3 separate regions of the Mus musculus genome follow, and regions 1 and 2 are each linked to region 3. The links are chromatin loops, found by intact Hi-C in ENCODE. Cell type or tissue: heart. All regions are shown on one strand. Links, peaks and the distances in the headings refer to the core of each region. The heading gives the core; the rest is flanking DNA.

Region 1 (8,251 bases), core at 2,051-7,050, 74 kb before region 3:
AATTTACCATTCTGTGGACTGTGCACAGATGACACCCTTTATTGTGCAAGAGTTGAACTTTGGCTCTCTTCCTAAAGAACAGAAATTCACTCTGCAAGTATCCAGCAGTGAAGCAGCAGTGAGGAGAAGCAGCCTGGTGTGGTGGGCACAGAACACCTGGAGGACTCCCAGAGCTCATCCAGCAGCAGACAAGACAGGCCTGCTCTGCCCAGGGTGATACACAGTCATGTGCAGGAACATGGGGTGTATGAGATGGGCACTTCTCAAGGTCACTTTGATAGCCATGATCCATTACTGAAGGACAGGCTGCTGCTCTCGCCTGTGTGTCTTCCTGAAGCCATAGACTCTACTATCTGTACTCTGCATGTCAGCATACTCAAAATAATGTAGACAAGGCTAGCTCAGAAATGCACCACAGTGACTCCTGTAAGCAGCCATGGCCATTCTTTAATGCCTCCAGACCGTTCTTCCCTGCACCTAACTGTGATAAGAAACATTTGAATGTCCTTATTCCTTATGCCCCTTTTTGTCTCAATGGCTAATTTAATTTTCATAAAAATGAAGGGAAAGACTAATATAAGTTTTAGACAACAAATATAAGACCAAGAGGGATGGTTTTATGCACAGAGTAATAACACAAAAAGAAAAAGAAGTCGCAATGGCTCAACGTTAGTAAGTAGTTTCAATGAGCTGCTCCCCACCTTGCAAATCCCACGGGCATCACAGTGTACACATGGCTCTCTCCTAGATCAGCAGTCACACATGCCATCAAGGAAAAAGCATCTCTGGAGCCCTGAGTGACAGGATTTTTAGCCATACCTTCAGCATTCTCATAGCCCCACATCTAAAGTAATTAAAATTTAAATATCACCAAAATTCCTGGGAGACTCTATCTTTGTAAAAACTGCCAGTTTATCCTCTTCCAATGCAGAGTCACATTCGTTATTAAAAGATGCTAAGCCTAATCACAGGCTGATGAGGAACACTAATTTGTCACTTCCCCGGGCTATTTCTGCAGCTGTGAGGTGGGGTTTCACTGGCTTGGCGTGGACTGACATAACTCATTTTCTAAAAGTCAAACGTATTGCTATCCAGTTGGAAGAAAATCTTGCTCCATCAATCTACAGATCCTCCAAGAAAAAAAAAAAAAAAAGGCTCACATATGCTTTAAAGTATGAAACTGTAAGACCATGTCCATCCATATTTTCAAGAGCAACAAATCATTCTTTGTGTTTATTTTCTTTTTGAAAGAGAGTATGTTCTTGACTTCTTCAGCACTGACACCAAAATCACACATGGGGTGCTAAGTGCTTAGTACCCTCAAGCTGAGCCACTGAAGCACTTAGCACCCTATGTGTGCTCGTCCTCCCAAGAACCTCCCAACCTGACACAGGTGTGTGTCTCACTACCACTGATGCATTCACAGCTCCTCTGCAGCCAGCAGACTCTTATACTTGCCAGGACACAAATATAACACCGGCTGCCAGAGTTTATGGAAATGCTAATCAGGCCCGGGGGTTTAGCATGCACAGAGCCTTGGGTTCCTCCATCCCACCCCACCCCGGCTTCCCTGCTGAACCTGTCTGCTTTCCTTCCTCCACAGGGAAGGGAGAGGGAGGCTCAGTCAGCTCTTCCGCAGCTTAAGGACTGTTTATGTGCTCACCAGCACCAGACACAGTAAGCAGCACTTGCTGAGGACAGCGCTCCTCTCTTCAGGAGGCTACATAGCCTCATGAAGTCAAAAGTAAAATGCACTGGTTTGTTCTTTCCAGATCCCCTGGACACCCCTGAGAGTGACCTAGGATTCAGGGAGCTCACAGAGTGATCAGTAAACAGATCCCACCTCACATAATTACTCAGACCTGCAGTCTTTCTGCTCTGGGGTAGTAGTATTTTGTGCACTGATTTATTTCTCTGAATTGGACCAGAATTAATAAGATATTACGTTCACTGAATACAGAAATCATGACCAGTCATCCCTGTATTTTCACATTATTAGTACATTACTTAAATACACAACACACACACACACCACACATAGGGTGGGCAGGGATGTATTATGATAGTTCCTTTTTTAGGAGGGGCATTTGAGACAGGGTTTCTCTAAGTAGCCCTGGTTATCCTGAACTGTAGACCAGGCTAGACTCAAACTCACAGAGATCCACCTGCTTCTGCCTACTGAGTGCTGAGATTAAAGGGGTGCACCCACACACACAGCAGTTTCCTTTTCATCTTCTTTTTTTCTATTTTCTTTCTTTCTTTCTTCTTCTTTTTGTTCGAGACAGGGTTTCTTTGTGTAGCCTTGGCTGTCCTGGAACTCACTTTGTAGACCAGGCTGGCCTCGAACTCAGAAATCCGCCTGCCTCTGCCTCCCGAGTGCTGGGATTAAAGGCGTGCACCACCACTGCCTTTTTATGAAAAGTGTGAAATCTGACTTCAGAAAAGCATTCTTTCTACTCTTAATGCTAGAAGACAGGGAGAAGCGTAACACTAGGTTAAAATTCAGAGCTACAGCTAATATCATTAAAAATCAAAGATAAAAGGATGCTGCAAAGACGTTACAGTAAGCAGCATTTAACACTTCCATGCCTAGAATCTATCTGAAAAATAAGCTTGTTAGTTTTTGTTCGAACTCCTGTTTTACACATTGTTTTTATCTGCTAAACCTAATCTTTCATGTACTGTTGAAATAATGTGCACTGTTTTTAAACCTTTGAAGGGCTAAATGTGCCAAAGTTCAAGGGTGTAAACACTCCCGGTATTTGTCTTCCGTCTTGCGGTCACACGTTTCTGAAGGAACCTGTACTCACTCATATTGTTCTCACCCTTCCTCTCCCCCCCCCCCCCCCAGGCTTAGCTGCAGCCTTTCTTTTTCTTTCTCTTTTAGGCATTTTTATAAATAAGATATTCTGCTCATACTCACCCCTCACTCCCAGATCCATACCCACTCCTCCTACCTCTCAATCTACCTGTGACTTCATACCTTTTCTTTTTTTTTTTTTTTTTTAAAAAAAAAGCTTATTAAGCATCCAACAGCATAAATGTAGAAGACACAGGAAAGTTACAGTCTGTAACTTCAGAGCCAGGCTTATGAATACTCAGAAATTTCTGGATAATCGTGCCGTTTAAAACCAAGCAGCATTTTAACTTATGATAACCTAAGAAAAGAATTATCTATATCTCCCTGAAATGTCTCATTTTGGCATAATCAACAGAATCAAGAAGTAATTAATGAAAATGCTTTCAGTTTAAAACAAATTATTTGAAAAAGAAAGTTCCATCTTCCTCCCCCACGGTGTGCGCACACAATAGAGCCCTGAGGGAGAAGGGGAGGCCTGCACAGAGGTCGGCATGAGATCAATACCTTTTATGTGGCTCAAAAGCACTGATGGATCCAGGGATGCACCCACTGCATCTCAGAAAACTGTCACTAGCTTTTCTAGTCTGCCTGTAGTGGCAAGAGACATTTTAGCGATCTTTAGAACACAATGTCGGAAACCACAAGGCAGCTTCTCGCTGCAGCTGTAGTACGATAGCCAGCACTCCAGAGAGATGAGGGGCAAGAGTTCAGATTCAGTCCATCATCAGTACTCCTCTCTGGGACAAAATGCTGAGTGCTCAGACAAAACCAGCACTGAAGGAGAAGCAAGCCACGTCATCCGTGGAGGTCTGATGTGGTCTGCAGGGGTTCTTCCTATGTAAAGCATGGTTGCCAATGCCACAATGAAACATAAATTTGGTCAAAGTTATGCTCAGTGGAAACTGTGAAGTTGTTTATTAAACAAGTAAATTGTATGTCCTGCTGTCCATTAGTATCAGCTACATCCTGGAGGATCACAGGAGGCACAATGTGGGGCAGACCTTGGCATGAAGAGGACTGATTCCATGCTAAGTTACAAAGCTTGTGTGTGCCCTCAGGGTGCTTACCATCTTCTGGGCAGGTTCAAATGGAAACCCAAGGAGCATTGCAGGATTCAAGGTCCACAGCAGCATAGCCAAGTGGCTGCAGCTGGAAAAGCATCTTCTGGACAAGTGTCCCTCCCTGAGAACCACAGCAGGAGAGGTCACCAGATATTTGAACTCTGGTACCAATTTCAGACCCATTCTTGCTCAAAGGAAGTTAACTATCTGAATTATTGAACAGACTTCCTCAAGGAAGACAAGGTCTGTGGGAAAGGGCAGGCGGAAAACCAAATCCACCATGGTTGGCTTGCAAGGTGAAGACAGACAGGGCAGCCTCTGCAGCTCCAGGTCTCAAGTGGACATAGTTTATTATGGAACTGATTTGTTGAAACTTTCCCAAAGCAATCAACCCTGAGCCAGCACAAGCAAGCAAACAGACAGACAGACAGGGTAATTGTGACCAGAAAAGCACTGGTGCCTGCAGCCCTAGGTGTAAAGCAAGGAGCATATTTCACATTATGAACTGCTGTTTAATGAGCAACAGAGGCCATGTAAGAAAGCATCCCTGTGTGGCTCATCCCTGCCCCTCAATGTGCGCATTATACACAGTGAACAAGGGCTCAGGAAGGGAAAACATTTGGGAAAGGCTCACACTTTGATTTAAGAAGAAAGATTGCAGAAAGGAAACCATATATCATTTGGCTAAGGACTGCTAAACACGAAGCTACATTGTAAACATAATATTGAAGGGTATACCAAAGATGGAGAGAGGTTTTAGTGGTATTTGCATTTAAATATTTATTAGTGTTCTAGAAAGCAGGAAATTAAAAAAAAAATAAGGGAAGAAAATATATCCTAAAGTTGATAATATTTTTTACAATCTGAGTAAAAGAAATACTGTATTTGGGGGTTCACAAATAAAGCACACACATCACAAATAATGATGTGTGTGTGTGTGTGTACGTGCAGTTAAACAAAATGAAAGCTATACCAAGGTTATTGTAAACCCAGAAATGAGCTGTGTTAACTCTACGATAAAAGGGAATCACTACATAATCATTAGCCACTGAAAAATCTCCTAACATTCTGCAATACATATCAAATTTTATTGCACTTGTGTACAAAGAAAACTGGAGCTGAACTGATGCATGCTGGCATTGTTCATTTTGCCTCGGCCAGGCACTCTGAGGACCCAACGGCTCTGGTGCTTATTATCCTGTATTTGCCCTTCTTGGAGTGGATATAATCATAAAAGCTATGCAGTACCTTGAGTGGACTGGATAATTAGAGTCACAATGACATCCATGTGAATATACTGCATGTCATCATCTCCTTTAAGTGCATTACCTTACACACACACACACACACACACACACACACACGGCTCCTTCCTGCAGGATGCTGGCTGCTCTCAGGCCTAGCTAAGTTCCTGAAGGAAGCATCAGGCTTATCACAGCCACTCTCGAGGTGATGGCTAGAGTCTCTAGCACCTCAACTGACTCATTTCCTTAAACCTACCATATTTCTTTTAGAACCTACCTATTCTGCCAAAACGTCCATCTACTTGGCTGAACATGTTACCTGTGAATTTGGACATGTGGGCAGATGACAGGCAAACCCTGCACATGAGAAGCTGCATGTCAGCAGCAACTGTACATGGCTGCAGAGAACACTTCCTCAGAAGAAACCATGCAGGAGCTGGGGCCAGGGTGCGCACCAGAAATAACTAAGAATGAAACCATCCTCTTACTTACAGAAGAAGGGTATTTACCACGGAAACCTTGAAATCAAGATTGTTTATAACTGAATCCACTTAAAGCACTAATTGTACATATCACACATTTAATCATAACTATAATCAGCAAAGTTGAATATTTCTAGAAAATATTACATATCAAAACTGATTCAATAAAAACAGAGAATACTATAAACATTAAATATTATTTTAAAATTTCTTTTATGTATATGTGTGGGCCTGAGTCCATCTAAGTACACTACATGTATGCAGGTACTTGGAGAGGCCAAGATGTTGTCAGGTCCCTGGAACTGTAACTAATGGCAGTGAGCTGTCATACGAGTGCTCAGGACTGAAACCTGGGTTACATACAAGAGCAGCACGCGTTCTTCAACAACTGAGCCATCTTTTCCATCCCCCAAACATTAGCTATTTAACCATTAGCTAATAATTTTCTAACATAGCTCAGAAAATTTTACAGGCATGGAATAGCAAATAGTCAATTTTAAAACACTATATAAATTCCTCCATTTGGAAGGAAAAACACATTCTATTAAATCATACAAACTGAAACTCAGACTAGGGTGTCCAGGAACATTCTAGGTGAACTCACTCATGAGTACAACTGCAAACACAAAATGAATTCAATAATGTATGAATGAATAATTAATTGTGACCAAATTAGGTTAATCCCACAAATGCCAAGCATCTCCTACATTGATGTAATTTACTACATTAACTTTAACTGAGGGAGAAACACACACACACACTCTCTCTCTCTCTCTTCTCTCTCTCTCTCTCTCTCACACACACACACTCACACACACACTCACACACACACACTCACAATTTTCTTCTTTATTTCTAGAAAAGGAATGTTACTAAATCTTCCAACTTTTTAAAAAATTAGGAAACACTTATCAGCCCAGGCATTTACGGCAAATTCTTTAATCTGTGGAGTGGCATTTATCAAAACCTTATAGCAAATGTTCTTTAGTGGAAAGAAGCACTCACTTAAAAACGTAAAGAAGCCAACAGAAGGATGACTATCACGGCTCCTTCTGCTCGGTGGCCTTTGTGCATTCTGAAAGAACTGAGCAGAGTACACTGAAATAAAAGGCACTGTGCTCTAATGTCAAAGTATAATACATCTAAGAGTAGGCTTAATAAAATATGATGTAATGGAAAGATCTGCAGTAAAGAAGACCAAATAAATGGAAAGGTGCATCATGTTACTGGCTAGAAGGACCGGTGTGGGAAAGATGACCACCACTCTCTCTGTCCCCAAAAGCTGGACTGTTGACCTTTTAAACTGAGTGGAAACGAATCTCCATTTTACCATGTCTCATGGAATTGACTGCATGCTCTAGTCTTCCTAAAATCTGTATGTTGAAATCCTAATCCCCAAAGTGACAGCTATTAGAAGCTGGGACATTGAAGGTTACTGGGTCATGAAGGAGGAGACCTTAAGGGGGGAATTAGCACTTTCAGAGACTCTGCTATGGGGTCCCAGCGTTCCTCCAGAGACAAAATGACAAGAACCAGATGGCAGGCCCCCATGTGCCAAATATGTGGTGCCTGCATCTTGGATGTTTCAGTTCTAACTTCGTCTTGTCTATAAAGACTCATTTATGATGTTGTATTTACACAATCTGAATAAATTAATATGCTCATTATTTTAAATAAAAAATAAGACTGTCTTCTTTAAAGTAATACTGCTTTGAAGAAAAATATAAAAGAATATCCTTAAAAGGGCTTCTAAATTTTTTTAATTAGCAAATGGTTCAGTGAGTAAAGGTGTTCCCCTCAATGTCTGAGAACCTGAATTTGAACCTTGAAACCCACATGCTGGAGAGAGCCAATTTCTGCAAGCTGTTCTCTGACTTCTTCATGCACCTCCATACATACATGTATACATAAAATATATAAATGTAAAGTACTTCAGGTATTTTACCCTATGTTTTAAATGTGTTCATTCCAAAATTCAGAGCTTAAAGCCAAATAGCCAATGGGACTGAAGTAAAAGGTGGGTCCTTTAAGAAGTGATTAGATAATGAGATTTCCTCCCATTGTGAATACACACACACACACACACACACATACACACACACACGATCCAGAGATAGAGACTGAGATGAGAAGGCCCATAGCACAGAATTTAGTCTCTTACTGCAGGCCTGTGCTGACAAACTAAGGAAATAACTAGGAATGTGGGAAGTGGGGGAGGGGATTTATTCTCCCATGTCTGAGGATGAATGAATGGCTGGGCAGAAGCAGTGCCTTTGTTGGCCTATCAGCCTGGCAAGCTTGGATGTTTAGTGTGGGATGCTCTAATTTCTTGGTGGCGCCTTGCTGTTTTTCCTCACAAGAGCTGAGCATACACAGGAACACAGCACTCTTCCTGCAGGCTGGCAGCACAGGGAAGCTCTAACCTTCCCTTAGCAATGGGAGTATGTGAGGCACGGTGGTTCTGACTCAGTTACAAGATAAGTGTGCAATTAGCACATATTCTGTCCTTAAATCTCACCTTAAAAGTATTCCTTATTCTTTTAAGCTTGCAATTGATTCTTTCTATAAAATGCCTTGTGATACTGTGAATTAGACTATATAAAA
Region 2 (8,251 bases), core at 2,051-7,050, 87 kb before region 3:
GTCTCAGTGTACAGGGAAACAGCGCCTCCCTGAATAACTTCACTGCTAAAGCTTAGAAGGACAAAGCCAGAGAACACTCCCTGGCCCAGGGCTGGATAATTCTGTGTGAACATCACTCTGGCTTGCTTTGCCCTCCCCTGCTCTGGCCAGCATCAGGCCACTTCACTGCTTACTATCAGGGAGGTAGATGGAAGGCAACTTCTCCACTTGAAGGCAGATTTCTCAGGAAGAATGCTCAAGCTCTGGGCTCATAAGTAGGAAGGGAGGATGGGTGTGGAAGCTGGGGTAAAATCTGTTAATAATTTGACTCCTTCTAACTCTCAAACTGAGAAAACTGCTGAGTCCATTTGCACTGGAAGACTAGGAAAACTGTAAGCATCAGACAAGAAAACCAATGGCTAAACTATACAAGATCCCAGCTTTTAAAGAATTATTTTAACAGCCATCACAGGCAATGGTAATATTAGCAATTAACAATAAACAAAAACTTGTACGTTTATATATGATTCTTTAATATTCTTATAGCCTCAATCAGAGAGACCATTAATTCAGACTGAGTGTGAACTATCACGTTCATAAAGACACCTGAATGAACAACTCAGATTTTGCTTCTTCATTGGCTATTTGGAAGCCTGCTTCCTTATCTGTAGAGGGGAGAGTAATGGTATCTAATTTAAGGGAATTTACAGGAACCAGGCACAGAGTAAATGTTCAGTTAAGAGGGGAGGCATATTGTAAGTACTCAAAAATGTGGGTGGGCACATTTCTCAGTTTGCTTAGCATTTTTATTGGGTAACTCTCATATGCTGAACCCTTTTAGACACGAGATAAGGAAACAAATGTGAACAAGTCAATTCCTAAAAGGGCTACTATTTTAATGTAGACGAAACTTCAATACCAATTAATAAAGAGCGTGTGAACTCTACCCTAGCAGCATGGTGGCTCGTGGCCATGCTGCCTCACCCAGACAGGGATGACCGGCAGAGAAGCTTCCTAGATGTGACTGCTCAGGACCAGGACATGACAAGGAAGAGGTGAAAGGAACCGGGAACGGAAAAGTCAAGGCAGGAGAACAGCATGTCTAGGGAGGAGAGAGCCAGAAAGACTGGGCAGAGCAACAGAGCTGAGGCTGGACTGGTCTGGCCTGGAGCAGCCACGGTGCAAACAGTGACTGCAAGGGCAGCAGGATGGAGGGCAGGCGAGGGCAGAGAACACAAGAGAATGTTTCAGTGACTAGCACACAGAGGTGACTTTAGGAACTGTAAATGCTGTGGGAGGAGGGGTGGGGACAGAGAGGTGGAGGTTGCTGCTTCCTGCTGTGTAGTGGGAACAGGCTCAGACATAATCACACCCCTTTCTTGGTTTAGTGAAGGGCTCCTTGCATGCCCCATGAACCTACCTAAGTGTACAGGGTGTAGATGAGTGGTTCCTTAATCAGATCAGTGTCAGACTCGTTTGAGGAATTTTAGAAATGCATGCATGCTACTCTTACAGTGTGATTTAACTGAAGTGAGGCAGATTGTCTAATATATGTCTCAGCTCGGAAACCATTAGTCTAAATCAGTAGTTCTCAACCTATGGGTTTCGACCTCTTTGGTGGTCAAACGACCCTTTTACAGGGGTCAACTAAGAGCATTGGAAAACACAGATGTTTATGTTATGATTTATAACAGCAGCAAATTGACAAGTATGAAGTGACAACCAAAATAACCACATGGCTGCAGCCTTAGGATTGAGAGCCAATGGCCTAAATTATAATGAGCACAGCACAGCCACACATAAAAGCACACACTACAGAAGCAAAGACTAAGTATTTGGGGTTAACATTCCTTTGGAATACTGGACTGCTGGACCACATTTTCAGTGTCTTTGTTTAGTTTTGGCACTATTACTATCTATGCCTACTTATTAAAGACAAGCATCTACTTTATGCACCATGTCCACGGCCACTTGTTCCAAGAAGGCTTAGTTTCTCCCCTGTCGATGTAAGTCTCCCATCTACTGCAGCGTGCCATGCAAGGGCTACATGTTCACCTCTACTCAACACTCAGGTCTCCTAAGGCAGAGCCCGTGTGCAACTCGGGGTCCCTTTCAGAGCACCCAGCACAATGCCCAGGATGGTGCCCTGAATGTATGAAAGTATTTGCAAACTGAAGAAAAAACTGTGAGGAGACAAAAGGTGATTGTTATAAGATCTGTACAAAGGAATTTAAAAACATTTAAAAATTGTTAAAATTCAAACAATATTTACTTGAAACTTTTTTCTTAAAATAATATAGATTATCCCTAAAGAATCAAGGACAGGAACTGTCCAACTGGTATAGAGTTTGAAACTTGCTATTTAAGATCTGGCTCAAACCAATCACAATTAAGCAGCGTTTTCTTTGTCAAAAGTCCTTTTTGTGGGCTGGGTGTGGTAGTGATGCCTTTAATCTCAGCCAAGGCAAGTGAATTTCTATGAGTTCAAGGCCAACCTGGTCTACGCTATAGAGAGTTCTAGGCTAGACGAAGCTACACAGTGAGACCTTTCTCAAAATAACAGCAAACCCAAATGCTTCTGTAAAGCAGCCGTGTGTTTGATGGTGGGAGAGCAATCATGATACAGAGGTGCAGGATGGAGGCTGAAGAATCTGATGATGTAGCAGAAGAAAAGACACTAGCAAGGTTTCTAAGTGACAACTGTCAGCAGGCTGGAGATTACTTAAAATCCAATAGCATCAAGCAGCCATGGAATGATGATGGCAGGCCTTCTCAAATATCATCACCAAACACAGAGAAGTCCCTTCCTCAGAGGATATTATTGAAATCTGGCTTTCATGATGGTCTTAGAAATAGAGTGTTCCAGAAATGACAGATTTCAATGACCACAAAAGAAAATAAAGGATTTCTTGTTCAGCTTTATGGTGCTAGAGATCGGGCCCAGAGCTTTACATGTGGTAGGCGAAGCAAATACTTTACCACCGACCTATACACTCAGATTTTGAAGTAATTTTAAATCCCCACTGTCCTGACTATTATGACGAGAAGAAATGTATCATCTATTCCCATTGGGTCCTTCAGCATCAACTTTTGAAAAGATACTAACGTCACGGGCTGGAACGATGGCCTCATGGGTAAAGTGTCTGTTGTGCCAGCATGAGGAGGTTTACATCCTTAGGATCCGTATAAAACCCAGACATGGTATCATACTGCTATAAACCTAGTGCAGGGTGCTGGAGCAGGAGGATTCCTGGGATCTCACTAGTTAAGTCAGTCTAGTGGAGGTGGCAAGTTCCAGTGTCAGTGAGAGATACAATGCAAAAGGGGGGCGGGCAATAAAAGAAGGTATCCAGAGTCAAAGTCTGGCCTCCACACATATAATAAACAAGCAACCCCCCTTCATACCTCTCCCCAGCAGGAGTAAGAATAACAAGCACACTTACACCTACACAAGTGTGATTCTGCATGTTTGCACACATGCAGACAGACAGGTACAAAGAAAAGAATATAAAATGGCTTGAGAGGTATATTACTAGGAGTAATGGGAAGAAATTAAGAAAGTGGTGAAATTAGGTTACATATCAGACACTCTCTCAGCATGATTTTTACTGCGGCATGGAAGCATCTTCTGGAATAATAATGCTAATTTTAAATGCCCTCTTAATAAAATGTTCAGGTTGCTTATAGCCTATTAGGCAGCAATTAAAGTCTCCTGCGCTCTGCCACCCCTTCCTCAGGTCTGCCACAGTACAGCGATCACAGCAAATGAGGCCCAGAAGTGGTGGGCACTCAGGGGTTCCATGGGCCAGGTAAAGATGGAAGGCCCATCATTCAAGTCATTTAAAATTGGACACAACATTAGGGGAAAGGCAATGGACCCGAGTGAGATGAACTAGAGAAACTAATGTAGCATTTAAAAAAATCACATTCATTGGTGCCAAGGGACATTTGGAGGACATTGTATTTAAATCTGGATCTCCTTTGAGTGTCAACTGTTCTGGATCTTCAGCTGACCGAGCTGACAGGGGCTGCTCAAATGGTCAGCTCACAAATGGCTCCCTTCAGCTCACGGATGATGATGTCATCATGCATCTGTGGGCTGTCATTTTATATGGACATAAAAACAGACAGAAAATACATTAAAGTGATATGTAATTTTCCATGCAGTGCTCTCAGACTAATAAGAGTTATGGTTTATGATTAAGTGGAAATGGGTTATTTGCTTTAAATATTTATGATAAAAGTATTTAGAATTAACACTTAAGCAATTCAATCCACAAGATAAAAAACCAAACAAACCTGCCATACTCCCGTGCTGACCTTGGCAACTAATGTTCTATGGCACATGTTACCTACAAGATAAATCACACCCCCAAATAACAGTCAAATGGATTTTTGCCTAGTTCTGCTATCAAACTTAGCTAATCCTGGGAAAATACTTTCTTTTATTGAAAACAAATGTCTTCTAACGTGTTGATTATGGTTTCGTCTACCTGTATACCTCCCTGTTGCTCTGCACCTCCCTTCCAACCCATGTCCTCATTCTTTCTGTCTCTCCTTAAAAAAACAAATGGGCTTCTAAGGAGTAATAATAAAACACAACAAGACACTACTTGGCTACCCTTATGAGATAAAGAACCTCCAAAGAGGCTGCTGAGCTTGTTTTGTGTTGGCCGTCTACTGCTGGCCATGGAGCCTACCCTTAGTAGTTTGTTTCCCCAGTGATATTCCCTTGGAGGAAACTAACTTTTCATTTCGTCTATCAACCAGGGATAGCATCTGAGTTAGGGATGGGAGCATGTGTCCACTCCTCCTTTCAGTTCTAGGACCATCTGTGCGTGCTGCACAGTCCCTGAGTTCATGTCACCAGCCCTGCTGTGTCTAGAAGGCCTTGTTTTCTTAGTTTCTTCCATCCCCTCTGGCTCTTACACTCTTTCTGCCTTTTCTTCTACAGAGTTCCCTGAGCCCCGAGGGGAGGGATTTAATGGCCACATCATTAGGGCTTAGTGTTCCAAGGTCTCTCACTCTGAATACAGTCTGGCTGTTGGTCTCTATTTGTTCCCATCTGCTGCAGGAGGAGGCTTCTCTGATGATGGCTGAGCAAGGCATGGATCTATGAGCAGAGCAGAATGTTGAGTTTTTGTTTTGTCTGGTGTTTTTTTTTTGTTTGTTTTTGTTTTTGTTTTTTTTTTGCAGAATAGTAGTTAACTAGTGTACCCCTAGTAACTGCCTATCTAGGCTCAGGCTTCTGGTCACCCAAGCAGTGCTTCATATGGGTTCTATCTCACGGCAAAGGCATAAGTCAGACAGTGGTTGGTTATTTTGTGCCACTATCACACCAGCGTATCTTACAGGCAGGTCACCACGTATGTAGATCAAGGGGTTTGTGGATGGGTGGCTGTTTACCTTTCTCATTTGGTAGTGGGTCCAAGAGGGGTAATATCCAAAATACATAACACACTCAAAAGGGGGTTATCAAGAACATGAGGTACAGATCTAAACAGAGAATTCTCAAGAGTAAAATCAAATGACCAAGAAGTGCTTAAATGGTCAACATCCTTAGTTATTAGGAAATGCAAATCAAAATTCTGAGATTTCATCTTACAGGGGTCAGAATGGCTAAAATCAACAACACAAGTGACAGCTCATGCTGAGTAAGGGACACTCCCCCTCCATTGCTGGTGGGACTGCACACTTGCACAGCCACTATGCAAATCAGTGTGGTGGTTCCTCAGAAAGACAGGAACCAATCTACTCCTAGATTCAGCTAAATCACTCTTGAGCATATACCCAAAAGATGCTTCAATCTACTACAAAGGCACTATTCAACATGGTCACTGCTGCTCTAGCTGGAAAAGCCAAAAATTGCAAACAAATCTGATGTCCATCAATGAATGAAAAAAACATGGTGTATTTACACAATGGAATATAACTCAGCTGTTAAAAAAATACATTCAAGAAGTTTGCAGGTAAATGGATGGAACTAGTCCACACACTGACAGCAAGGTCCTACTGTTAAGACGACACAACTCACTGCACATGAAGATGTCAAGCTGGTACCTACCCAGAGCCCTCATGCGCCTATGGACTAGTGGTCACGCATGGTACAGGAAATGCTTTCTTTAACCTTATTTCTTTTTTAATCTGTCCAATAGGATAAAATGAAAAGATGCTGACATAGCATGGATAAAGAAAATCTAAAGCAAATAGATTGATGAATATAGTAATATCCTGCTAAAACCTTTCAGCCAATTACTGATTTCCATAAATGAATCACAGCCTAGAATTCAGGAATGTGAGGACAGGCAATTTCAAAGCACTACCGGAGACTATTAATAACCAGGTAACCCAAGCTGTGTCCAGGACTTGGCTAAACTGTAACGAGTTCAACGCCAAAGCTCATGCTGAATGGCTCTTAAACACTTGATAGTCACCGCGAGTTTAAAAAGCATAGCTAACATCTACTGAACATTATTCTATACCAGCCTTATGTTTCCTTACCCTCTCAACTCACAGGCAGTTCCTATCACCATTCTCTGTTTTAGATGGGCAAACCATGAGGTCTAACTTGTCTCAGCTCAGTCACAGGCTTGCGAGTAGAAAGCTACATTGTATGCTCAGCAGAACAGCAATTGTCTCATCACAGTAACAGCAAGTGCTAGTGAGCTACAGTGTTTTGCCCTCCTCTTGAAGCAGGCAGCCCCAGGAGCTCAAGTAACACTCCTGTCTTGGTCTGTAGAAAAGCTCAGGTTACAAGCACAGACCACCATGCCTATCCTGGGTTTTTTTGTTTGTTTGGTTGGTTGGTTTGGTTTTTTTGTTTGTTTTTGTTTTGTAGCTTAAACTTGAATCTGATTGTAAACTGCTGACCATGAATCTCTATATTAATATGCAGTTATGAGAAGCGACGCGAAAATCTGATACAGCTATGCCATCCATATCCAGTGAGCACCCAGCTGTATGGTCCACTATGAATAACTGAGTTAGGTAATGGAGATATAACTTCTGTATTTTCAAAACAAATGGGGTGTGGGGGGCTCTGAGTAGAGTTCTGAAGCAGACCACTAGCCTAGCAGGCACAATGTTGAAGCTATTGTTTTTTCTTTTGCACTTTATTGTTGTATTTTATGTGAATGGGTGTTTTACCTGCATGTATGTCTATGCACCACATTCCTGCCATGCTCAGAGACCAGAGGGGGTATTGAATCACCTGGGGCTAGACTTAAAGAAGATAGTGAGCCACCAAATGAGTGCTGAGAACTGAGACCACACCCTCTGGGAGAGGGGCCACCATGTGCTGGGAACTGAGACCATGGCCTCTGGGAGAGCAGCTAGTATTCCCAATTGCTGAGCTGTCTCCAGACCAAATCTTGGGTTTAATTTCCAGCATCTCAATCAATCAATCACATGGAAGGAAAGAATGTGCATACACTAGATAATAATTTACTTTCAGAGTCAAGGGTCAAGAAAACCCAACAGAAATCAGCTCCTCATTTACACCCTGCCCAGACACTTCACTCAACAGGAGCACACACTCGGCCCACACACCCATCTTTGCCTTGCTAAGTTACTGGGGTACCTAGAGCTTTAGGGTGAGAAAATACTTGCTTCCTTTTTCACAATTAAAAGCAGGGATGTGACCTGCTTCATCAAAATGTAATGAATGTACAAGTTAAATATCTTTAACCTACTGAATTTGACTTTTGCTTGCATAAAAACAGTCACTGTTTGCAATAAGCATCCCCTTCCTTGCGTCCCTCTTAGTCCCAGCTTCTTACAAGGACACCAGGCATTCTCCATAGCTCCCATCTGCTTCCTTTCAACCAAGGCCCATTTCTGTGTGCAGATAAATTCTGACCACTGTTCAAACCACAAGGATCACTGTATCTCCCGGGGCTAACAGGACAAGTCGGCTGACACCAGAGGCAGGTCTGAAGAACAAAACCGCTGTCAACCATGGCACAGACAGCACACACACACACACACACACACACACACACACACACACGCCCTTTCCTTTGATTACAGGACTGAGCTGAGAAGCACATAAAGCACCAGCCATCTTGGTCCCCCATTCACGAGAGAACCGCTGCGTTATGGGGTAAGACCTAAAGGCATTCTCACACACAAGTACTCTGGGAATTCTTACACCAATGAACTGCTCTTAAGCTAAGCATGCAACTGTGATTGAGCCTATGAAGGGAAGCAGAAGAGAATAAGTGTAATGGTGATCTGTCTTACGGGCCCTCTTAGAAGACCAAAACCCAGCAAG
Region 3 (8,251 bases), core at 2,105-7,104:
CAAACCTGGGTCCTCTAGAAGAATAGCCAGTGATCTTAACTGTTGAGCCATCTCTCCTGCCCCTAGTACTCACTACATTTAAAAGCAACACAAAGCAAAGCAAAACTTTCAGCTTTCTTCCATGGCTCTGTTCCCCACAGACCTGCTAGCCCAGCCCTCAGGGTGGCAGGCTGGAGCCGCCCTACCCAACAGTTCTCCTCAGCTCTAGCAAAGCACTTCCCAGACAGAACAGCCTTTTCCCTGCCTCGTGCATCTTCTCTGTCAGTTCAGTATTTGTTCCGTTGTCCTGCTCACACAACTAAATACAGGACACTCTCTGTGGCATGTGCTATCTGTAGAAGGAAGCCATTCTGCTACACTCTGGAATACAGTTCCCAGGGCAGCTCAACTGGGATTCTGTGGGTGGCTGCTGTCCCATGGCCACAAGTTCCATATCACTCTCTGTTCCAAAGCATGGGTGACCTGGCAGAGAAGAGGTCTGGAACTTAACCCGGCAGCTCTCTGGGGGTCCTTAGACAGGCTACGGCACTGGCTGGGCCAGGCCTGGACACGTCTAACTCTACACTCAACAGTCTTTACCACTGGATCAAAGAACTGACTGTGAGAGACCCCTCCCAAACTCTTCAGAGAATGTGAACTTCCACGCCATTCTGGAAACATCCATCTGATTTCCTAGATGCCCATCTGGCAGGCTGGAGGAAATGTATTTGAGGTTTCTATCAGTTTTCCCACTGTATAATGTTGACCATCAAGGTCAGGGCCTGATGGTCAGAGCGGCAGCTCCAGTCTTTAACGTCAACACTTTAAACCTGTTCCCAAGCCAGCACAGCACAAAGGCAGAATTGTCTCATTGCAAATCCCTCTAAGGAACAGGAAATTAAAAGCATAATTCAGGGTGCTCGGGATACCACCTCCTTCCTCCCAGCACCTCTGGAAGAATGGATGCAGGCCTGAGTGAAGGCAGGATATACGCCACATGCTTACAGTTGGTGGAGGGATGCTTTGAACAACTCCAGGAAGACGTATTGAAGTCACTGGCAAATGATTGTTCTGATAAAGCACTGGGACCCTGGGAGGCGAGGCTGTGATTGGGCTGACAGCTTTGCTTAGAAACACTGCTTCTAAGAAGCAACAATTAGTGATTCGTTTGAATACTGCCTTGCTCTGGTTCCGTCCAAATCCCTGCAGTCTCCGGCACACCATAGTCTCTTACCACATAAACTTCAGTCTTATCAAGACAAGGAGGGCAAGGCGTCTTTCAAATGAAAATAATACAAATAGCAAAGGATCTATTTTACTGTTGTGAACTCTGGCAATTTCCTCTGCATTAAAAAGATAATAAGTGTCAAAGCAGTTATTCTAACACATGACAGCTTTGGAATAGAGACAACAGAGCCGGCTCACACACACACTCACTGTGGACACATGGGAAAAGAGCAAACAGTTTCTCTAACAGATTTCTCTGCCTCAATGCCAATATGGCAAATAATCACATGAAAATGTTATTACTCCACCTAATGTTCCCGTGGAGCTTCTAAATAGACAGCTTTGTTCACTGATTGACAAATGCACGGGAACAAGGACAGCAAGGACCCTAGGAGGGGCCCTGGTGGCGCCCAAGCTTAGGTGGGGCTGACACCTGACCAGTGCAGACTCTGAGATGATTAACAAGAGCTGAGGGCTGAGGCTGCAGACAACAGATAGCTTTCCTATCTCCAACGCTGAGGCATGGGAGACAGACATCACAGTCTATCTCTAATAGGTCAAAGGAGAACAGAAGAGGGGACACAGCACGGGACCTGCAACCCCAGGTGTGTAAACCAAAGCCTAGGCAGCACACAGCTCAGCTCATGTGCACCCGTGGGAAAGCTTAGTGTATCCAGAAGGCACACTAACAGACTGGAACAGGAGCTCCACAAATTCCAGGTCAGGACAGCACATAGGAAGCTTCAGACCAGACATACAGCCACCGCTACTTGAGCTTGTTTCTAAAATTAATTAACTAAAAATTTAAAATGAAAATGAAATTTATTAAACAAAATGCTTATAATAATATACTACTAATAAACTATAATGAAATTTAAATTTGGGAATCACTTCGTGGAAACATCCATTTAACATGCTTATATCATATATGAACAGTAGGAAGTGAACCATTACATTTAGAAGACGTGGCTGAGGACAGGGTTCGGCTAACTGAGAACTGTCTAACATGCATGAAGCCTGGGGTTTCACCCCTATTGTCAGACAGAGGGCCTTGTGACACCTCAAATCCCAGTGGTAGCAGGAGGACCAGGAACTCAAAGTTCAAGGTCATCCTGGTACACAGTAAAATTTAAGGCCTGGCTGGGCTATAGGAAATTCTCAACTGTATGTGGGGTGGGGGAAGTGTCAGATGCCTAGAATGGCCAACTCAACTAACTTTTGCTTACTACCTACCTTGTGCTAAATGTAATTTCTATGTAAGCAGCACGCCTGCTTTTCTGTAAGAGCAGATCAGGTCTGTGAGATCACGTTTGAGCTGCTCAGAGGGAGCTCTGTGCTTTACTGAAAAGGCGTGTTTAGCAAACAAAGCTCTCCTTCTCTGAAGTGCTCCGAGCCTTGCTTTATGTTTGTGCTCACGCTCCTCAGATAAGACACACACTGACCGCTGCCGACTGTCTCATCTCCCCATCTACTGACCAGTATCTGATCTGCTGACTGCATTTCCTCTCACCCTCACATTGTCAGGGGATAAGGAGGAATCTGTGCTGATGACAGCTAAGAACGTGAGGATGAAAGCAGTCCTAAATGGGGATCATCTTCCTCCGAAGGCCTCCACAGGTCTTCTTGGCTAGCTAATGGCTGCTGACCTAACACTCAGGGTAGGAACGTCAAGGAAACACAACCATGGCTCTTGGCCGGAGCACTTAGGGTGGTGGACAGCAACTCCAAGTCAAGGTTTCAGGGCAAAGTAAAGTGCTTTATGTTCAGTTATTTCCATGGAGATGAGGTCTTACCCATCCTGGCCTTGGACTTCGACTGCCTCAGTCTTCCTCATAGCTGTGACTACAGGTGCACCCTGAAAACCCTATGTCTTCAATCTAGTGCCATCTCTCTTTGTAGACCATGCAGCCTCTCTGGTTTCCCAGCATACCAATGCTGCACAGGGAAACTGCCGTATGAGCCTCTGAGAAGACATTATTAGCACAGGGTCGATTTGGGCTATTCCGACTATGGAGAACACACCTACTAGAGGGAAGGGATGGAAAGTTTTGCTACCAATACCCAGTTGACCAAGTATTTGGAGGAGAGATTGCAAAGAGGATATGTATAGGGGCTGGAGAGATGTCTCAGAGGTTAAGTGCACTGGCTGCTCTTCCAGAGGTCCTGAGTTCAATTCCCAGCAACTACATGATGGATCACAACCATCTGTAATGGGATCTGATGCCTCTTCTGGCATTCAGGCACTGTAAACATAATAAATAAATATATCTTTTTTTTAAAAAAGAGGACATGGTCTGGCGTGGTGGTGCACTCGGGAGGCAGAGGCAGGCAGATTTCTGAGTTCGAGGCCAGCCTGGTCTACAGAGTGAGTTCCAGGACAGCCAGGGCTATACAGAAACTCTGTCTCAAAAAAACCAAAAAAAAAAAGTACATGTATATGAATGTATGAATGTATGAATGTATGAATGTATGAATGTATGAATGTATGAATGTATGTATGTATGTATGTATGTATATGTATAAAACAGTGTTCTCATGAATTTTGCCACCTTTACATTACTGACTTGGAGTCTGTGTTACTGTTGTCATAGTTTAGATGTGACATGGCATTCCTGGCTTGTCTGAACCATAGTCCTTAGCCAGTGGTGTGCTGTATACAAGTCTGTGACCTTGGCTGAAGGAAGCAGAGACAGGTCTGAGACGAAAAGCCTGGATGGTCCTCTCTGCTTCCTGATGCATGGAGACGTGAGGCAGCAGCTGGACCATGCTCCCACTGCCATGGAGCCCTCCACAAGCCTTCCTCACCACGATGGCGGCATGCTCCCCAACATTCAGTCAAGAAAAAATCCCTTTCTTTAAGTTGCTCTTAATGGATACTTGATCATAATCACGAGAAAAGTAGCCTGAGAACTGGTACTACAGACTGACAACACTACTTCCATAAGCCTGACCATATGGTTCTTGGGTCTTCCAGACTGGTCTGTGGGAGAAACATGGAGTCTAAAACCACAGGCTAGAGAAATCATAGATAGCTGCCAACAAGCATTAGTCAGCCATTGTGGGGAGTATGGAAGGCCAGCCTGCTGTCAGAGCAAAGACAGGAAAGGGTGGCTCCTGAGGTTGGGAGGGGGATGGGGGTTCTGTCAGGAACTGGGTGAGAAGCCATCCATGACATCCTGACCAGGACTGTGGCTGCATTCTGCCTGTGTCCAGGATATCAGCAAGGCTGAAGGCAAGAGCTAAAGTCAAGGCGGAAGCACGGACACTGGAAGATAGGAAGAGCGCACCGTTTGGTGAGGAAAGGAATGTGAGTAAGGATGACTCTGCAGAAAGCACACGAGGAGAAAGCAGAGGTGATTGTTGAGGAGATCAGTGCCATTAAGGGCCAATCTAAAGCTCTCAACTGGGAAAATACAAAGTATGCCTGAGGACAAAACCCGCCCAGGGGAAGGGCCATTAATTATATTATATTATATTATATTATATTATATTATATTATACCATACTTTCATTATAAAGAGAATACTTGAAAAGGCAGCATTTGGGAGACCCTGCTAGAAAATGGAGACCTATTTCTCCAAGTTCACCCCCAAAGGCTGCTATAGGCATAGCCAGGCTTTTCCTTGGCAGCAGGACATGCATCACCCACATGGAGCTGGTTTTACAGACATGTGGAACCAAGGGCTACAGGGTTATGGGAGTTTCCAGAACTCCAGACAGACATTGCGGTTACGTAAGATGTAGCAGGGTTGGACTGTCTCCATGGCCTACTGAGTGGGCTATGCATAGAGTTATGAAGGCAGGACATAAGTTGTGCTGGGGACCCTCAGGATACTGGAGATGCCATGAATTTAGGGCATTCGTTAAGATGCAGACATAAATGTAGTCAGTACTTGAGAGAAGCCCCAACTGAAGCAGACAGCAGAGTTGGACAAGCAGCCTCAAGTCTTCTGGAGCCCAGATGATGCAATACATGGCCCAGATGGAACTGAAGGCCTTACTTAGTGTTGGCCCCACTGGGCTGGACTCTTGCTTTCCTCCCTGTTTACATTAGGAATCCTTCCATCCCATTTTACTCTGGAAGAATGTAATTTGCTGGGGCTGGAGAGATGACTCAGTGATTAAGAGCACTGAATGCTCGTCTGAAGGTCATGAGTTCAAATTCCAGGAACCACATGGTGACTTACAACCATCTGTAATGAGATGTGACGCCCTCACTGGGCATGGCGGCACACACCTTTAATCCCAGCACTCAGAAGGCAGAGGCAGGCAGATTTCTCAGTTCCAGGCCAGCCTGGTCTACAAAGTGAGTTCCAGGACAGCCAGGGCAATACAAAGAAACCCTGCCTCGAAAAACAAAACAAAACAAAACGAGATGTGACACCCTCTTCTGATGTGTCTGAAGATAGCTACAGTGTACTCATACACATAAAATAAATAAATCTTTAATTTAAAAAAGAATGTAGCCGGGTGTGGTGGTGCACGCCTTTAGTCCCAGCACTTGGGAGGCAGAAGTAGGCGAATTTCTGAGTTCAAGGCCAGCCTGGTCTACAGAGTGAGAAATTTGCTTACTATTTTATAGATTGTGCTCAGTTTACAGAACACCTTGAGATTTAGAAGAAATTTTGAACTTTGGACTTTTGATCAGGGTTAGAAATGTAAGACTAGGGGGGCTTCTGACATTAAAATGAATACATTTTATATTATGAGATGGCTATGTGCCTACAGAGTTAATGGGGAGAGTATCATGATTTAGATGAAAAAGTTCCCTTACAGACTCCTGTTCAGACATGCAGTCTTCTGGCTGGTGGCTCTGGTTGGGGAGTTCTGGAACTTTTAGGAGATGGCACCCTAGTTAGAGGGCATGGATGCTGAAGGAAGGTTTATAGGCTAGCCCCACCCACTCTTCCCCTGTATCTGCTTTCTCGTCTATCCAGGGTTGAGCATGTAGATTCACACTCCTGCTGCCACAGCTGAGAGGCACTGCAATGCTTTTCCTTGCCACGGCCAGTATCTTCCTTCATACCAGGAGCCAAATAAACTCTTCTCAAGTTGATTCTTAGAAGATCACAAAAACACTAAAAGAGGGAAGTAACTAATAAAGCTTAGTGTCTCCATCATCTGAGTCACCTGCCGTAGGACTGTTGGTATTCCCAAGGTTGAAACAGTCTCTCAGCATCACTTAACCACCTCCAGCCTGTCTCCTACCTCTTAGAGAATTTCATGGTGGTCACTCATTCTTCTACAACTACCCCTCTGCCTTCATGAGCTAGACTGTTCCTGTAGTCACTACTCTTACACTGTCCTGAGAGGCCATCTCTCTTCACAAGGGCTGGGAACAGACATCTTAACACTGAAGGGTAGGGAGCAAGGTGGGGTCTTAGCCTGACTGAACTCTGGACTATTTCCCTTTCTTTTGAACTTGGTGTGAATCTATTTCATCAACTACAGCAAAAGTCCTAGAACTCTGTTGTCCTTAAATAGAGGACTGAAAAATCACTGGACAGAGAATGCAGGAAGACGTTTGAAAGTATCAGGCTACTACTACTTAAGTGCCAAGTTGCCACAGTATGCCCATCAGCCACAATTCCATCTAGCTATTCTCACATAACAAGACAGAGTCACAGCTCCAGGAGGAGCAGCTCGCTATGTCCCTTCAGTCTATCTGAGCATGCCATTCTGTTTGAAACAACACTGGAGAAGCAGTAACAACCGTCAATCACGTCAGCTGCAGATGAGCACAAAATAAGTGTCTCGGGGGTTCTCAGAAGCTCCCAGACTTCTCTGTAAGCCATTCTGCTATCAAATGGAACTACATAAACAGGACCCAAGCCATAAGACTGTAGATTTCCTGGGCTTATCTGACTGAGATTGTTGTCAGGCATACAATGAATGGTCGGTGGAAGCCAACAGGGTCTGACACACTGCAAAGCAGTGACAAGAGCTGAGACACATGACCCTCTGGCCCCCAGTGACTTCCCATTCATACCCAGTTTTAAGACCTTGGCTAGTAGAGCACCACCCCCGTGCTATTAAGTCGATCTGATAATTCATACAGGGTAAAGGGGGGCATACAAAGAAAAGGAAGAAACTACAAAAATCTGTTTTGATGTTGGAAAAACATCACTTTGTTAGACAAACAACAGGAGGTAGTGATATTCACCTTGTTTTCCTTTCTAAAGAGAAACTCAATGTTTTGCAACATTTTAAAGGTGTAGACTAACACTCCTATTCTGGAGTACATCTGCATGATAGAGCCACTAAGCCACACTGGTGGATATTGCCATTACTGTCCAATTTTATTCTAGAACAAGCATTTTCATCTCAGAATCCAGACTCAGATAAGGAACACGAAAACCTTTAAATGAGCGTTCTCTTTTGGGGACTGCTATAGAAAAAGGAGAATGCAGGTGACACTGCAGACTTCCTGAAGCCCCTCACCAGCTGACTCATCTTCCTGTTTATAAACAAAGTAGAAAAGTTTTCCTTCATAGGGCACTTGAATGGGGAGGGACAGTGGGCATCTCCTGCCTCTGTCACTGCTTAGTAAGGAGGGTCTGTTCATACCATTCTTGCAGCTCCATGGAATAAGGCCCTTAGGTGTTCACAGCACTCTGTTTAGGAGCTCTCTCAAAGGCGTGGAAGAAGCTGGCACTGTCCTGCTGAAGGTCAGGGCTACAGCTCACTGCTACAGCACCTTGTCTAGCCCATGCAAAGTCTTAGGTTTCACCTATAGCACAGTTAGGTAAGTGGGTAGGCCCTGTCATTGGGCACTAGCAACTTGCAGGCTCTACTTAAGTCTATCACTTACGTTTTTGCATTAAGAGACCCATCAATAATAGACCTGAGGCCCCATATCTTTTCTGGGCAGGACAGGACAGGACAGGACAGGACAGGACAGGACAGGACAGGACAGAGAGTCAGCCCACAGCAGGTCACTACCCCATCACACCCTCATTATGAGAAAGAGAAGTGTACTCTGATACCCATCCAAACAGATGTGTGGTAGTTGTCTGTCCAGTGACAGTTTTAGACACAATGCCCA

Evidence for each region. A loop is a pair of places that touch in the nucleus more often than their neighbours do. Peaks named below come from ENCODE experiments on the same cell type or tissue, not always from the same donor. Only the 100,000 strongest peaks of a DNase experiment are listed, where the experiment ranks them.
Region 1: it touches region 3 in a loop (1.9-fold over the local background); 2 of 42 quality-filtered maps call a loop at or near these places.
Region 2: it touches region 3 in a loop (2.1-fold over the local background); 3 of 42 quality-filtered maps call a loop at or near these places.

What each region holds. Positions count from the first base shown.
Region 1 is chr17:30,360,797-30,369,047 of GRCm38, forward strand. The region is part of intron 6 of Btbd9 (BTB (POZ) domain containing 9); the gene reads right to left. Among named protein-coding and RNA genes, the nearest start is that of Btbd9, 210 kb to the right of the region's middle. In heart, for the core only: a CTCF peak has its summit at 4,014; a DNase peak (open chromatin) is centred at 4,105.
Region 2 is chr17:30,348,225-30,356,475 of GRCm38, forward strand. The region is part of intron 6 of Btbd9 (BTB (POZ) domain containing 9); the gene reads right to left. Among named protein-coding and RNA genes, the nearest start is that of Btbd9, 220 kb to the right of the region's middle. In heart, for the core only: no CTCF peak of the experiment used is centred there; no DNase peak of the experiment used is centred there.
Region 3 is chr17:30,434,684-30,442,934 of GRCm38, forward strand. All of the region lies in intron 6 of Btbd9 (BTB (POZ) domain containing 9), which reads right to left. Among named protein-coding and RNA genes, the nearest start is that of Btbd9, 140 kb to the right of the region's middle. In heart, for the core only: no CTCF peak of the experiment used is centred there; a DNase peak (open chromatin) is centred at 4,348; H3K27ac peaks cover 1,244 bases.